2 separate regions of the Mus musculus genome follow, and region 1 is linked to region 2. The links are chromatin contacts, found by Hi-C or POLR2A ChIA-PET in ENCODE. All regions are on one chromosome and are shown on one strand. Each heading gives the region's core, a stretch centred on a gene start or an enhancer-like site at or near the end of the contact. The rest is flanking DNA. Distances are from core to core; before and after follow the strand shown. Region 1 holds the start of Cstad (CSA-conditional, T cell activation-dependent protein). Region 2 overlaps Gm31585 (a long non-coding RNA gene).

Region 1 (7,044 bases), core at 1,327-3,826, 48 kb after region 2:
AGCCTGGGGCTGGTTCTCTCCTGAGTACTCCCCTGCCCTGCAGAAGGAGGTGTCTAGGGACTGTCTCAGAGTGGCCAGCCTTGGAAATCCTATAGTGTGGAAGGCTCCAGCAGGGCTGCTCTCAGGATCCCATTTTCCTCGGACACCTGCATTCTAGTAGGAGAGGCCGGTGCTGCCGTCCCCTTTCTGGAGCTGCAGGAGGCTCCAGGGCCATGGGGGTCTGCCTTGCTCTGCACCCATGGAGGCCATGGAGGGAGGGGGTCTGCCTAGCTCCTCGCCCTGTTTTCCAGCTGGGAAGAGATCATGCCTTGCAGACACCATGGTCAATTACTGAGACTGTTGATTTCTGTTGTTTTGCCATGTGAGCACACAACCTCACAGGCACAGGGAGGTGATGTTGAGAGCCACTTTCCGGATGGGAACACTGGGGCCTAAAGGGTTGAGGTTCAGGGTTGCAGAGATGGAAAGCAGCAGCCGTGGGGCATTATGCTGAGGATGGAGGCAGGTCTCTGCTCGATACATGCAGCAAGGTGGGAACCCCTCCCCATGGCTGTGGGAACTCTCTAGTGCTGCCCGTCACAGGGACGACCACTCTGTTTCTAAGGCAGGTTCTTATGTAGTCCAGGCTGGCTTTGAATTTTCTGAGTTGTCAGGGGGGGACCCCCGATCCTCTTGTCTCCTCCCTCCCAGGTGTTTGACTTATAGGTGTGCACCACCATGCCTGGTCTGTTTGGTGCTGTGGATCGACCCCAGGACAAGCACTCTATCCACCAAGCTGCACCCCAGCCCCTCCCCACTTTCAATAGCTAAGTGCACTTCCATCTGCCTGAAACCAGCCCCCCAACCCAGCCCATGGTTATCTTCCTAGTAGCAACCATAACGGCAGCAAGTCTATTTGCTGTGTGTGCAGGCCCCCCCGCAAAGCCACCCACACCTTACACTTCACTGACCCCTCCCACTGGCCCCAGGAAGAGATGCCCTCATGACCCCATTTTATGGATGGGCATGTTGAGACTCTCTTCTGAACCAAGTCCAGGGCCAGGAGTAAAGGGCAGGCTTCCCACCCAGCAGCATAGAGAAGAGAGCCGCTAGGGACGGCAGAAAGGCTGACTCTCCCAAGAGCTCAACTGCATTCTCTCCTCAGCTCCCCACTTGTGGGCCCTTGACCTCTGCAGCACCCCAGCCTGCAGCTCATCCTTTTCATCGGCAGCTGGGGTGCTGCATGCTCGGCTCAATCCAGGTCCTATCGGGATCCCTGCTTCTCTGGTTGTGTGCTCACTTTGCAAAACAGCAGAATTTATAGCGCAAGTAATTGATCCGGGTGTTCCTGCCTCCCGCCATCTCGCTGGGTCTCCTAATTCCCTTCTCCTCGCTTTTCCTCAGCCTTCTCAGCACACCATCTGTGGTGTCAGAGAATAGGAAGCCAAAAAGGGAGGGGAGGGTTCTAGTCCCAGATCTGCCAAATAAGAGTCAGATGAACCTCAGTTTCCCCATCTACCAAACAGAGGACCTGGTGATACTCTTAGGGCGCTAGGCCCGGGGTGCTGGAGCCAGGAGTGACCATTTACTACCCTCAAGTCACTCCCAGAGGTGCAGGCATGCCTGAGACCCACTTCATGGATGGGAACATTGTGGCTTTGAGAGCTTGTGGTTGTTTAGGGACCCAGAGCTGAGAAACATGACCTGGGCTTAAATCCAGGCCTCTGTGGCCAGTGTCCTAAACTGGATTCTACCTCCAGAGAGAAGTCATGATGGGATCCTGGCCCTGTCCTGGCTGGCCGGCTTCTCTTTATCTACGGCCAAGCATGAGTTCGGGGCAGAGTGTTGAGGCACAAGGGGAAATTCTATAAACCGTAGAGTCTATCAGACCTCTCCAAAATCTACTGTATGACCAGGGGCCTCCTGGAAGACCCATACAGCCTTTTAGAACGATCCATAAAAGGACTCCAGGGGTGCATATCGCTGGCCTTTCCCATGGCAGGTGACTTAGAAGGGTCCAGTGTGCCTAGCATGGCCTACCCATGCAAAACTGAGCTGGGGCAGCTTCTAGGCCCCTTTCTGTTCATTTTGTGAGGTGATTGCTTTTCTGGGGTCACTGGCTTGTGTAAGCCCCTCCACTCTCAGTGAAGCTCTGCCCCGCTATTTGTTTGTCTTTGCCCCTCTCCTGGCCTCCGGGCGCCACCGACAGGATTTGTCTCCATTCCATGCCGCAACCTCTCCAGGCCAAAGCCATCTTCTCTCCCGTGGCTGTGCATCCGAGGACGCCTCGGCCCTGTGCAGCAGCGGGGCTTCGTCCTGGCCGGCCCTTAGCTGGGGACAGAGGCCGTTTTGTCCTTGCTTTGGAGAAGGGATGGAGGCTTCATCCTCAGTGGCTGCCTGCTCGCGCCTGGCTGGAGGAGAGATGAGAGCAGGCTGCAGGGCTGCAGGCAGCGGCTTTCAGAACAAACAGAATTTTTTTTTGCAACTAGAGGGGGAAGCACAGAGCTAAAAATAAAACGAAAAGATCAGTATCTGTCAGTCTGACAGCTGATTGGCTGCTCGGAGATGCATATAATTACCAGCAACTGGCGCTGGGTAGGCAAAGCCCGGAGAAACTGCTGAGATGAGGTTAGGATTTAACCTTTAAATTCTGGAGCCACCGGAAAGCTAGGGGAGACAACCGGCGTCGGTGCTAATGAGGCTGGGGGCGGGGGCCGGGGGCACCGAGTCGGGGTCAGGTCCCCGGGCTCCCCCGAAGGCCCGGGGAACCCTCAGCCCGCGCCTCCGCCATCAGACTGGGAGTGCCTCTGATTGGGCGGCTCGGGGGCGGTGGGCCTTCTCTCCGCCCAGCTGGGGGTGGTGTCTTCCGGGAAGTTGAGGGGTCGCACCTGGGAGGGAGGGGGAACTATCCGGTGCTCTAGGGGTTCCAGGCCTCTCCTCGACTGACCCTGTCCTCACCCACATTCCTCCATCTCTCTGCCTAGTACTAATAGGATTTGGCTTTGGTTTTGCTGCCCACCCCTTCAGCTCCTCCATCCCAACTCCTACCCCTGGTCCCTAGTCCCTTCCTTCCAGATCTGGACAGGCCTCACGCAGGCTGGTCCTAGGTTTCTCTAGAGATAGACCAAAGCTGCAGGACTAGAGGGGTGCTGCTGTCCTCCCTGAACCTCAGTTTCTTCATATGTAAAATGGGGGTGGTGATGGTAGAACCTGTTCTATGTCTTCACAGGTGACAGGGATTTTGCAAGCAGTGGTTCCCCTTGATTATCCAACCCAAGGTCTCCCCATGAGTGAGCTCATGTAAGGGTCTGCCCTGACCCACAGTGAGCTCCTGGGTGCCTCCAGCAGTTTCTGCTACCCTCTGTCTCCCCTGCCCCTCCTCTGAGCATCTTCTCTGGAAAGTATCTCCTGCCCCAGCCCTCCTGCTGCAGCCTCTGGGTTCCTGACTCACAATCAGACTGTATGCCCAAGGAGGACAGGAACCACAAAAGCCCATAGCCCTTACAAGGAAATATCAAATTCCTTGCTCTGTGGTTTAAGAAGCCAGACAGAGGCAGGGATCTCGGGCAGCTATAGGCCTGAAACACGCAGATGTCTCATCTGATAGGCAGCCAGCCATCCTCAGCCCTGTGGGGCTGGGGCTTCTTATACAACACCCAGGAGATGCCACCCTTGGGCTGGGAAGATGCAAAGTGCCTGGGGGGCGGGGCGGGGGGAGGAAGGAGTAGCTCACACTGGAACTGGCTCCTGACTGTGATCACCCCACAAAGATCTCTGCAGTCCCTACAACACCCCTAGCAAGTGTTGTTGTTATTGGCAATCTATGATGGGGAAACTGAGGCAAGGAACTGAGCAAGGCTTGAGAGTGCTCAGACCGGAGCCACCCAGGCCTCCTCTCCCAGGCCGTGGGATGAAGATGGAAGGGAGTCTGAGAGATAGAGAAGGTGCTGGAATAGCTAACCTGAGACCTTCCAAGCCCAGTGAGCCAGGGGGGTCTTGGTTGAACAGCTTCTCCGTGACTTCCAGTGTCATAAGCTCTGACAGTCCTGTAACTACCTCCCACCCCACAGTTCTGTTTCTTTCTTATCCTAATGAAGACCCCAACAGGGTGACAGGTGGCAGCTTCCTGTGGGGCATCTGTGGCACCCAGTGCCAGCCTCTGCTTTGGCTTGGAAGGTCATCCTGAGCCGATGTCACCAGCCCCAGAGCCCATTCTCACCCCTGGGTTATTGACCACCACTTCTTGTCAGTCCTCTGCCCCAGCCCCAGCCCTGCTGGCCAACAAAGAGTCAAGAAGGGTAGCTCACTTTCCAGGAGGCAGCCATAGACTTGTCCGTCTGAAGAACCCAGCTTCGGAGAGCTGTGTGACATAGCTGCTTGAGACCACCCTTCCCTTGTCCATTTGACTGGTTTCTTCCCCACTCCCCTTCCGGAGCCTTCTCACCCCAACTATTTCCTTGCTTACCTGGAAATTGGGTGGAAGCTGACCTTTGCATGTGCGTGTGCATGTGCGGTGTGCGTGTGCGTGTGTGTGTGTGTGTATACACATATGTGTTCAAGGGCACATGTGCACATGCCTTTACACAGAGGTATCTGCCCCAGTCATCCTCCACCTTGTCTTTTCAGGCAAGGGCTCTCACTGAGGCTCACTGACTAGCTCAGAGACTAAAGTCACTGACAGGCGTTGCTGCTCCTGGCTCTCATGTGGGTGCCTGGGATTCAAACTCAGGACTTCATGATTACACAGCAAAACCTTCACCAACAGAGCCCTCTCCTCAGCCTGCCATTTTGTGTGTGACCCGATTTAATTTCTATCTTTGTCACTGTGATTCCCATGTACAGAAATGTTGGCGGTGTGTATGGCCTTGCTGTGTGGTTACAGGCCAGGGTCACTCACACGAGCTCTTGCTGTGACTGGTCTCTGAGGGGTCTCTGACTCTGGGGTGGGTGATGGCTGGAAACTGAGAGCTGGAGGTCACGGAGCAACCTTGGAGCCTCTCTGCACCTCTTGGTGGCCGCCCTGGCTCCTTCCTTTTCGGCATGCAGACAGGTTGATGGAAGTTGGATTCACTCCTGGAAGGAGTCTTGCTGTCTGCCTGGTTCACAAGCTGATATCACAGTGCCCGGGGACAGGGAAAGGGTGTGACCATCATAAGTAAGGCCTTAGGTGTGTCATTGAGGAACCTCACAGGGGCACACGTGCAAACTAGGGCAGCTGTGCCATCAGTGGCTGAATGCGGTGTGACATAGGCCTCTTTACATGTCCATTGCTGGCCAAGGCCCTCAACCACATAGCGTGTGGCTGACCAACAATGGTTGCCTGCGACCAACCGACCCGGAACTTTTGCAGGTTGTCCTTCCGTCTAATCAAGTGTATGGCCATGTCTCTTTGTTAGCAGGCAGGGCTGATTGAAGGGGGAACGGGCCTGGGTCTGCCTTCCAGGACTCTGGGCTGGGGCAGGACAGGGCCTTGGCTGGCCTCCTCTTCCTTTTTCTCTGGCCCAGTGCTATGTTGGCCACTGTGTTCTTGCTTGGGAAACAGGGGTTAGAAAGATGTCAGTCCTTATCCTCACCCTTTAAGAAAAGGTGGCTGTGGTGGTGGTGGTGTATGGTGTTAATGGTGTGGTATGGTGTTGGTATGGTGGCATATTGGTGTGGTGATGGTAGATGATATTATGTGTTTTGGGACAGAGTCTCACTGTGTAGCCCAGGCTGGTCTTGAACAGGGTGGCTCACACTGTGGGCATGTGTGGGCTCAGTCTTAGCTGCTTTTCTGATGCAGTGAGAAGACACACAGACCTGAGCAACTTCAGGAAAGAAGGGCTTACCTTGGCTCACAGTACAGCATTTTGGGCAAGCCAAGCTAGCAGGAGCTTGCAGCAGCTGTTCACAATCAGGAAGCAAAGGGCCATGAACACACAGTGGGACTCTTTCTCCACTTTATAAAGTCGGTGGGTGGAACTTCCCAATCCCACCCCCTACAAGAGTGCTTAGAGGCTTATCTCCTAGGAGACTGACTGTTGAGATGACAATTTATGCTAACAATCAGGGAGGGTAAACCCTCTACCTGCCCAGTTTGGCCTCACAATGTCCCTGGGGAGTGTAGTGATGGGGACTTCCATGTCCCAGGCTTGGAGGACCAGCACATGCCACTGTAAAGGTCCTACTGTGTGAGAGCTGAGGCTGATGTGCTCCAGCCCTGCCCCTCTGCTGCAGACTTCAGCCCTGAGCTTGGCAGGAAACAGCACTGGAGTTTGGAGTTCCAGCCCCTGGTGCTGACTGAGGCTTGGGCTATAAACAGGAACTAGGCATGCCTCTGCCCTAGAAGAGGTCTTTCCTGGGAGCAGAGACTGGCTGGAGAAAAGGCTTAGTGGTTGAGAGACTTGCAGAGGATTCGGGTTCTGTTCCCAGCACCCACAGCAGGCAGCTCACAACCACCTGTACATTAGAGAGAATCTGGTACCCTCTGGCCTCTGTCTTCCACAGGCATCTGCATGGGACCTCATGGGCTCTTACACAGATATACAGAAATTTAAAAATTAATTTGGACAGGGTGTAATGGCATGTGCCTATAACCCAGCACTTGAGGGGTAGAATCAGATCTCTGGCTACATAGAGAGATCCGGTCTTTTTTTTTTTTTTAAAGTTAGGCTAGACCTGGTGGCACACACCTTTGAACCCAGCACTCAGGAGGCAGAGGCAGGTGGATCTCCATGAGTTTGAGGCCAGCCTGGTCTACAGAGCGAGTTCCATGATGGCCAGGGCACAGAGAAACCTTGTCTAAAAAGCCCAAAACCAAAATTCCCACCTGTGAGTTAACATCAGTTCTTAGGTTCCCTGTTACAGTGGGTGGGATCTGTCACTTATTTCCAAAGTGAATTCCCACTGGGGTCCAGTTGGCTCACCCTTCCTGTGGTCCCTAGACCATAATCTCCTACATATGAGAATCGTGTGTGTGTTTATGTGTGCTCTTAGTGCATGTGTGTACATGTTTGTGTGCACATGTGTATGGATAAGAAGGTTAAAGGTGAACAATGCGGTCTTCCTCAATCACTCTTCACCGTG
Region 2 (6,508 bases), core at 1,137-3,636:
AGTCTCCTCTTCCCACTTCGTTGATAGACACACTGAATCCAGCTTCGACAGGGTCCCAGGGTCACCTCACTCCTTATAAGATGGGTTTCCTGCCTCAGAAAGAGCACCTATTTCCTGGAGGGTGGCTGGGAACCTTGGCTATAATTGAGTCAGTCGTGGGTGCCTCACACCAACCCTGTTTACAGATAGCCAAGCTGAAGAACTGGAGGGTCTGTCTGATCACGTGCCCATGGCTCAGGGTAGCTGGTGGCACGGAGCCTGCATCTGTAGAATTCTTGAATCTTAACCTTAGTTTATAAGCAAAGCAATACCCGGTACCAAGAAGGATGTCATCAAAACCACGTGGTGCAGGACTCGGCCTGGTGGGCGTCCTCCGCACTGCGGACTGCCACAGGTCTGATCCTCTTTTGAATGACACACAAACCACACCCAAATCTCCTGCTTATTAGTCCTCCTGGCCACGCCTAAGTCCAACCCCCGCGCTGTAGGTTCCGCCCCCCGCGGGCAGCGCTGGCCTCCCATTGGCCTCCGTTTCCATGGTTACACGAGACCTGCGGCGCTGCTGGCTTCCCGACACGTGTCCCACGGAGCCGCCCGGAATTTGACAGGGGACCATGTGCGCGGCAGCGCGGGAGCCAGACAAAGACGGGGAGGCGGTGGGGGACGAAGCCCGGTGGAGAGACGAAGCCAGGCGGAGAGGCTGGGAGCCGCGCCTCCCGCCTGCTGGACACCTCGCTTTCCTCATTATTGCTTGAAGAGTGGATTAAACAAACAAACAAACAAACAAAAATTAATGGGAGAGAGGTGGGAAAGGATCAGAACCAGCCCCACCTACTGTCTCTTCTACAGGAAAAACCCACAGGCGAACATCTTTTATGACTGTGAACGCGCAGGCTCCCTGCTTACACCTCCTGGCCCTGGGCATCTCAGCCCACCTTAACTTCAACCAGTGAGGTTCAAATTCAGTTGATTTTGCCTGGCTAGTTCTAGTAAGGAAAGCTTTTCTGGCGTGGTTGTTTCGATGCTTGAAATAAATGAGATCCAAGCAATTGTGGGGAACCTCTCTGGCCCAAGCATCCTCTGCCTCTCTTACTGCCTTCAGGCAACCTCTCCCATGAGGCCCTCCTGGGCTCTGGCCCCAGCGCTGTGGGGCACGGACTTTGTCCTCTCGCACCCCCATTTCTCCTCTTGCAGCCCTTTGTGATGGCTACCATAACAAATCACTCCAGATTTAGTGTCATAAAACAACAGCGGAGTTCTACAGGTCAGAGGTCAAATCTGGATGAATTCAAGGTGTGCAGCAACATTGGGTTCCTTCTGCAGATTCTCGTGTGTGTGTGTGTGTGTGTGTGTGTGTGTGTGTGTGTGTGTGTGTGTGTGTTTGCACTGGGTTCCTTCTGCAATCTCTATGTCTCTGTCTCTGCTTCTCTCTCTTGTGTGTATGTGTTTGTGTGTGTATGTGTGTGTGTTAGCACTGGGTTCCTTCTGTAGTCTCTATTTCTGTCTCTGCTTCTCTCTCTCTCTCTCTCTCTCTCACACACACATACACACACGAGAAAGAGAGAGAGAGAGAGAGAGAGAGAGAGAGAGAGGACTGGGTTCCTTTTGCAGGCTCTCTCTTGTGCATGCATGTGTGTGTGTGTGTGTGTGTTAGCACTGTGTTCTTTCTGCAGTCACTCTGTCTGTTTCTCCCTCTCTCTCGTGTGTGTCTGTGTGTGTGTGTTAGCAGTGGGTTCTTTCTGCAGTCTCTGTTTCTGTCTCTTCCACCCCCCCACCTATCTCCCCCCCCCTCTCTCTCTCTCTTTCTCTCGTGTGTGTGTCTGTGTGTGTCTCTGTGTGTGTATGTGTGTGTGTGTTAGCAGTGGGTTCTTTCTGCAGTCTCTTTCTGTTTCTGTCCCCCCCCCTTGTATGTGTGTGTTAGCAGTGGGTTCTTTCTGCAGTCTCTTTCTATTTCTGTTCCCCCCCCCCCGTGTGTGTGTGTGTGTGTGTGTGTGTGTGTGTGTGTGTGTGTGTGTAAGGGTCAGCCTCCTTACCTTTCTCCAAGCAGAGAGCCCACCCCCTGACTACCTTCCTGATCTTTGGCCCTGCTTGCTCTTCAGTTACCTGCTTTCCCATCTCAGAGTCCCTCAGTCACTCGGATGAACTAGAAGAAACCCCCGGCTCAAAGGCTGGTGAGCTGCCTCTGTTCCTCTCTGCTGTGAAACAAGCCATCTGTGTGCCCCAGGGGTTACGCTTGGGACATTGTTCTGCTAACCAGTTCACCTCTCCAGCTCCCCCCACCCACTTAGAAGCCTCTTTCTCTTCCAAGTCTTTCTCCCACGATGCCTGCCTGAGGTGGTGCCTGCACACTTCAGGTCTCCTCTGACCATAGGCCAGCACTCTAAAGTATTCCTGCAGCCTCTTCTACCTACAAGGAAAGCCAAAATGGCGCTGGGCCACACACAAACCCTGATCTGCCCACCCGCTGGTCTCCCCCAGACCCTTCCCTCTCCTACCCTTTCCCTTTGCGTCCTGTTTCCTGTATATTCCACGGTGTTTGTCACCTCCTGGCCTTTGCCCGGTGGTTCCACTCTGGATCTTTCTGTCTGTCCGCCTTCATTCATGTCCCCAGGAAGCTTGACTGACCCTTCCCAAGCACCTGAATGTACTTATTGTTTATTAGTCTGGCAGAGCACAGAGGCCTTGCCTGTCCCCTCTTGTCCCTCACAGTCTTGTGTCTTGTTTGGCCACAGAGCTAGCCATGAGCTGGTCCCAGAGTCATGGTGAACCCTGTGAATTTCTACTGAAGCTCAAGGACTTGGTCTAGGGATGCTGACGAGACCCACGGCCAGGACACACAAGATGCCAGAATGACAGCCGTGACGTGACATCGCTAGCAGCCGCTGACACCGGAAGCTGTTGACACGGGATGCCGCTGGCACCGGAAGCTGCTTGGTAGCATCTCCAAGCTTGCTTTACATAAGCTCTCAGAATGGCTGGGGAATCCAGCTCTCACCTGCTCCCCACTTTATGGATGAGAACCTTGGACTCTTCAAGTTGACCATACCTGCCTTTTGACTAGAGTGGAGGCCAGGGAAGTTTCTCATGCTTCCTGCTTGGAGGGGGCGGGGGCGGGCGGGGGTGGGGGCGGGGGCGGGTGGGGGCAAGCCCCAGCTGTTGTTGAGGTGAGGCATGGTGACTCTTCCTGGAGGAGGCTGAGGCTGGTCAGGACTTGGGTGGGGCTGAGCAGGCTGCTGGGAAGCCGCTTCCTTCCGGACCCTTCCTGTTTCCTTTTCCTCACTGCTCAGCCAAGCGATTGTCTTGCTCAGCCCTCCCCGGGCCTGCCTGGGCAGGATGTGGAGGCAGGAGGTTCTGTTTTCAAAAAGTCAAGTGTGGATTAAACACCTTGAACTGCAGACTCAATGTGGCTCAAAGAGTAACTTTTGTGTTATGTGTATTTTACCAAAATAAAAAGAACTGAAGGGCTGACTAGATGGCTCAGTGGATAAAAGTGCTTGCTGCCAAGCCTGGGACCTGAATTCCGGCCCTGGAACACACATGGTGGAAGGAGAGAAACCATTCCTGCTTGTTGTCCTCTGGCCTCTCCACAGGGACTGTGGTATGACGTGTGCTCTCCTCTCCAGATACATTTTAATGATTGTAATTTTTTTTTTTCTTTTGGGACAGAGTTTCACTGTGTAGCCCTGGCTGTCCTGGAACTCACTCTGTAGACCAGGCTGGCCTAGAACTCAGAGATCCGCCTGCCTCTGCACCCCAAGCACTGGGATTAAAGGTGTTTGCTACAACACCTGGCTATGATTATAAAATTTTAACATCAAATTGTCAAAAGAAAGGGAAGTGGCTCATGTCCCCGAATGTGAGGCTCTGTACCTGTGAAGCAGTCACCGCCCCTTGCCCTTCCCCATGCCTGACATTTCATTCTCTTCTGGAACTGATGACAGGTGTGAAGAGCTGATGGGCTGGCAGTCCCATAAGGGGTGCTCCTGGCTCTAAGGACCCATGGCAGGGGGACTAGGAGTTTGGCTCCTAGATGAGTCCCCCCTCCTCAGTGCTTGCAGCCTTGAGAGTCACAGGTTGTTTCCTGTCCCTGGCTTTCCTCTTCCAGCAACCATGATTTGTGGAGATGTCTTTCCCAGTGGGTGGGAGTCCTCTGCTGGCACAGTCCACTATGCCGCACTTTGACTATCATGACAAACAGACTCTTCTGTTTTCAAGATTTGTTTCTGTTTTACGAGTGTGTGATTGCATGTATGTCTGTGTATCATATGGATGCCTGGTGCCCTCAGAGGCCAGAAGAGGGCATCAGATCCCCTGGAACTGTAGTTCCAGGTCGTTCTGAGCCCCATGTGGGTGCTGAGAAACAAAGCCAGGTCCTCGACATAAGCAGCCAGTGTTCTACCACTGAGCAACCTCTCCAGCCCCTCCCTGCATCTTAAATTTGCTCAGTGGACAAAGGGCTGGGTGTGAGGCCGGGAGACTGCATAAGGCCTTTCAGCTACTGACTTCCTCTGTGTCCTAAGGAATGTCATCTCTCTGTGCAGCACCAGGTCCTTCCCTGTAAGCTAGACCAGTGTGGGACAACATCAGGACTCTGTCTGTCTTCAGTACTTCCTTCATCCTCTCAGCCTAGACATGTCCAGTGCCCATGGAGGAGGAAGAGGAAGAGGCCGAGGATGCCAAAGCCAGTGGAGCCCTTGGCTCCCAGGGCATGAACCTTCAGAGTGTTCTCAGACTCTGGCAGCCTCCACCCTGGGTTCTATTCTCTCCTGCTGGTGGTTGGAGCTGTGCCCCATCATTGTGGGAGCAAACACCCACCTTAGTCATAGGATCTCAGAACCAGGTGTTATTTCCCCATGTGTCCCATGGTCTCTACAGGACTGGGCCCACAGAAGCCTAGAAAGTGGTTTAGCTGTTGCTACAAGCAAGGGACCGAGGAAGAAGAGAAGGTAGAGAAGTCAAACTCTGGATTCAGGGTCTGTGCGAGACACACAAATGCTTCACAAGCAGAAACTGGGCCATGGTGTCACCACTGAGACCCAGAGGGAATAATATCGCTACACCCACGGGCCTCCCATGAGCCATGGCTGTAGAAAGGCAGGTATTTGAGACACAGTCTCAATCTCTGCTTATACAGGGTTACTGCTGGAAAAGGGGGCCCGAATCTCACTTGCCGGTGAGAAGGGTGTAGTGGTCCTTAGTTCCATCACTTCACAGATGGGGACAGGGAGAGTGTGAGAAGCACCCAGCAAATTCATAAGGTTAGCCAGTGATGGCCCAGGGTGAGCCTGAGACCTGTGGTACAGGGTGGGCACAGCCAGAGTTAGGCCACGTGTGGTGGTTATTATATAGTCAACTTGACAGTCTAGAACCTCAAGGGAGATGGCCTCTGGCCTGTCCCGTGTTAACAGATGTGAAGATGGGTGTCATCCTGACCATGGGTGGAGCCACTTCCTAGGTCGTGGACTCCCAGATAGTAGAGCCCAGAAAGAGCAAACTGAGTGCTAGCACACATCTTTCTGTGGTTTTTGATTATGGACTCCATGTGACCAGCCGCTGCAAGCTCCTGCCACCTGATGAACTGTACCCCAGATTGTGAGCTGAAATGCGCCCTTGGTCCTTTAAATTGCTTCGGTCAGTTTTTTGTTTTTTGTTTTTTTTGGTTTTTCGAGACAGGGTTTCTCTGTATAGCCCTGGCTGTCCTGGAACTCACTCTGTAGACCAGGCTGGCCTCGAACTCAGAAATCCACCTGCCTCTGCCTCCCAAGTGCTGGGATTAAAGGTGTGTGCCACCACGCCCAGGTTTTTAGATGCGCCAGAAGACGGTGTCAGATCTCATTACAGGTGGTTGTGAACCACCATGTGGTTTCTGGGATTTGAACTCAGGACCTTCGTAAGAGCAGTCAGTGCTCTTACCTGATGAGCCATCTCTCCAGCCCAGATCTGACACCCTCTTCTGGTAGTTATTTTTATTTGATCCAGGATCTTACTATGTAGCCCAGGCTGGCCTGGAACTCACAGAGATCCACCTGCCTCCGCCTTTCTGGAGTGCTGGGATAAAAGGCGTGCACTACCATGCTTGGCATGTCAAAATATTTTGTCATAGCAACAGGAAAACAAAGGAAGTCACAAGGGAATGAACAAAAGTCCCCATGTTAGTGGCTCTTCAGCAGGCAGCTCAGGGGCAGGAGCAGTTTCACTGTTGTCATGGCTCTCGTGTTCCCAGACCTGGTAAACACGCTCTTCTTGTTCTCCCCGGCTTCTCAGAAGCCCCCAGTCTGCTTCTCTGAATCTGATGGTCCTAGAAGCATGTAATGGCATCTGTCCTTTAGATGTGTCTAGCTTATTTCCTTTTGCATAATGTCCTTAAGGTTCACTCATGATGTGTCATGGGATGAAATGTTCTTCTCTAAAAGGCTGAAGAGTGTGCCCGGACATTCTTTTCGGGACAAAATTTAGGGCAGAGCAGACCCCGAGGATGCGTCTTGGTGACTCCAGTGTTAAGGTCATA

Evidence for each region. A loop is a pair of places that touch in the nucleus more often than their neighbours do. ChIA-PET counts read pairs that join two places held with the same protein, here RNA polymerase II (POLR2A).
Region 1: a loop to region 2 is called in a map of heart, with 3 times the contacts of the local background. The contact joins the promoter of Cstad here to the enhancer-like site in region 2. A Hi-C loop is called at or near these places in 10 of 37 maps with a recorded cell type or tissue (CH12.LX, T-helper 2 cell, gastrocnemius and 2 more). POLR2A ChIA-PET finds 5 or more read pairs at or near these places in 3 of 5 experiments (Patski and embryonic stem cell).

What each region holds. Positions count from the first base shown.
Region 1 is chr2:30,592,468-30,599,511 of GRCm38, forward strand. Cstad (CSA-conditional, T cell activation-dependent protein) reads left to right here and starts at 2,577. Exons shown (of 2, transcript NM_030137.2): 1 at 2,577-2,607. The coding sequence starts at 2,603.
Region 2 is chr2:30,544,746-30,551,253 of GRCm38, forward strand. Gm31585 (a long non-coding RNA gene) reads left to right here. Exons shown (of 3, transcript XR_374225.3): 1 at 1-1,293; 2 at 2,100-2,171; 3 at 2,733-3,099. Among named protein-coding and RNA genes, the nearest start is that of Gm31585, 3.5 kb to the left of the region's middle. Within about 2 kb of position 2,387, at least 2 of the 3 ENCODE cell types and tissues checked have a DNase peak (open chromatin) inside an H3K27ac peak, as active enhancers do; they include gastrocnemius and heart, where a contact is called at or near this core.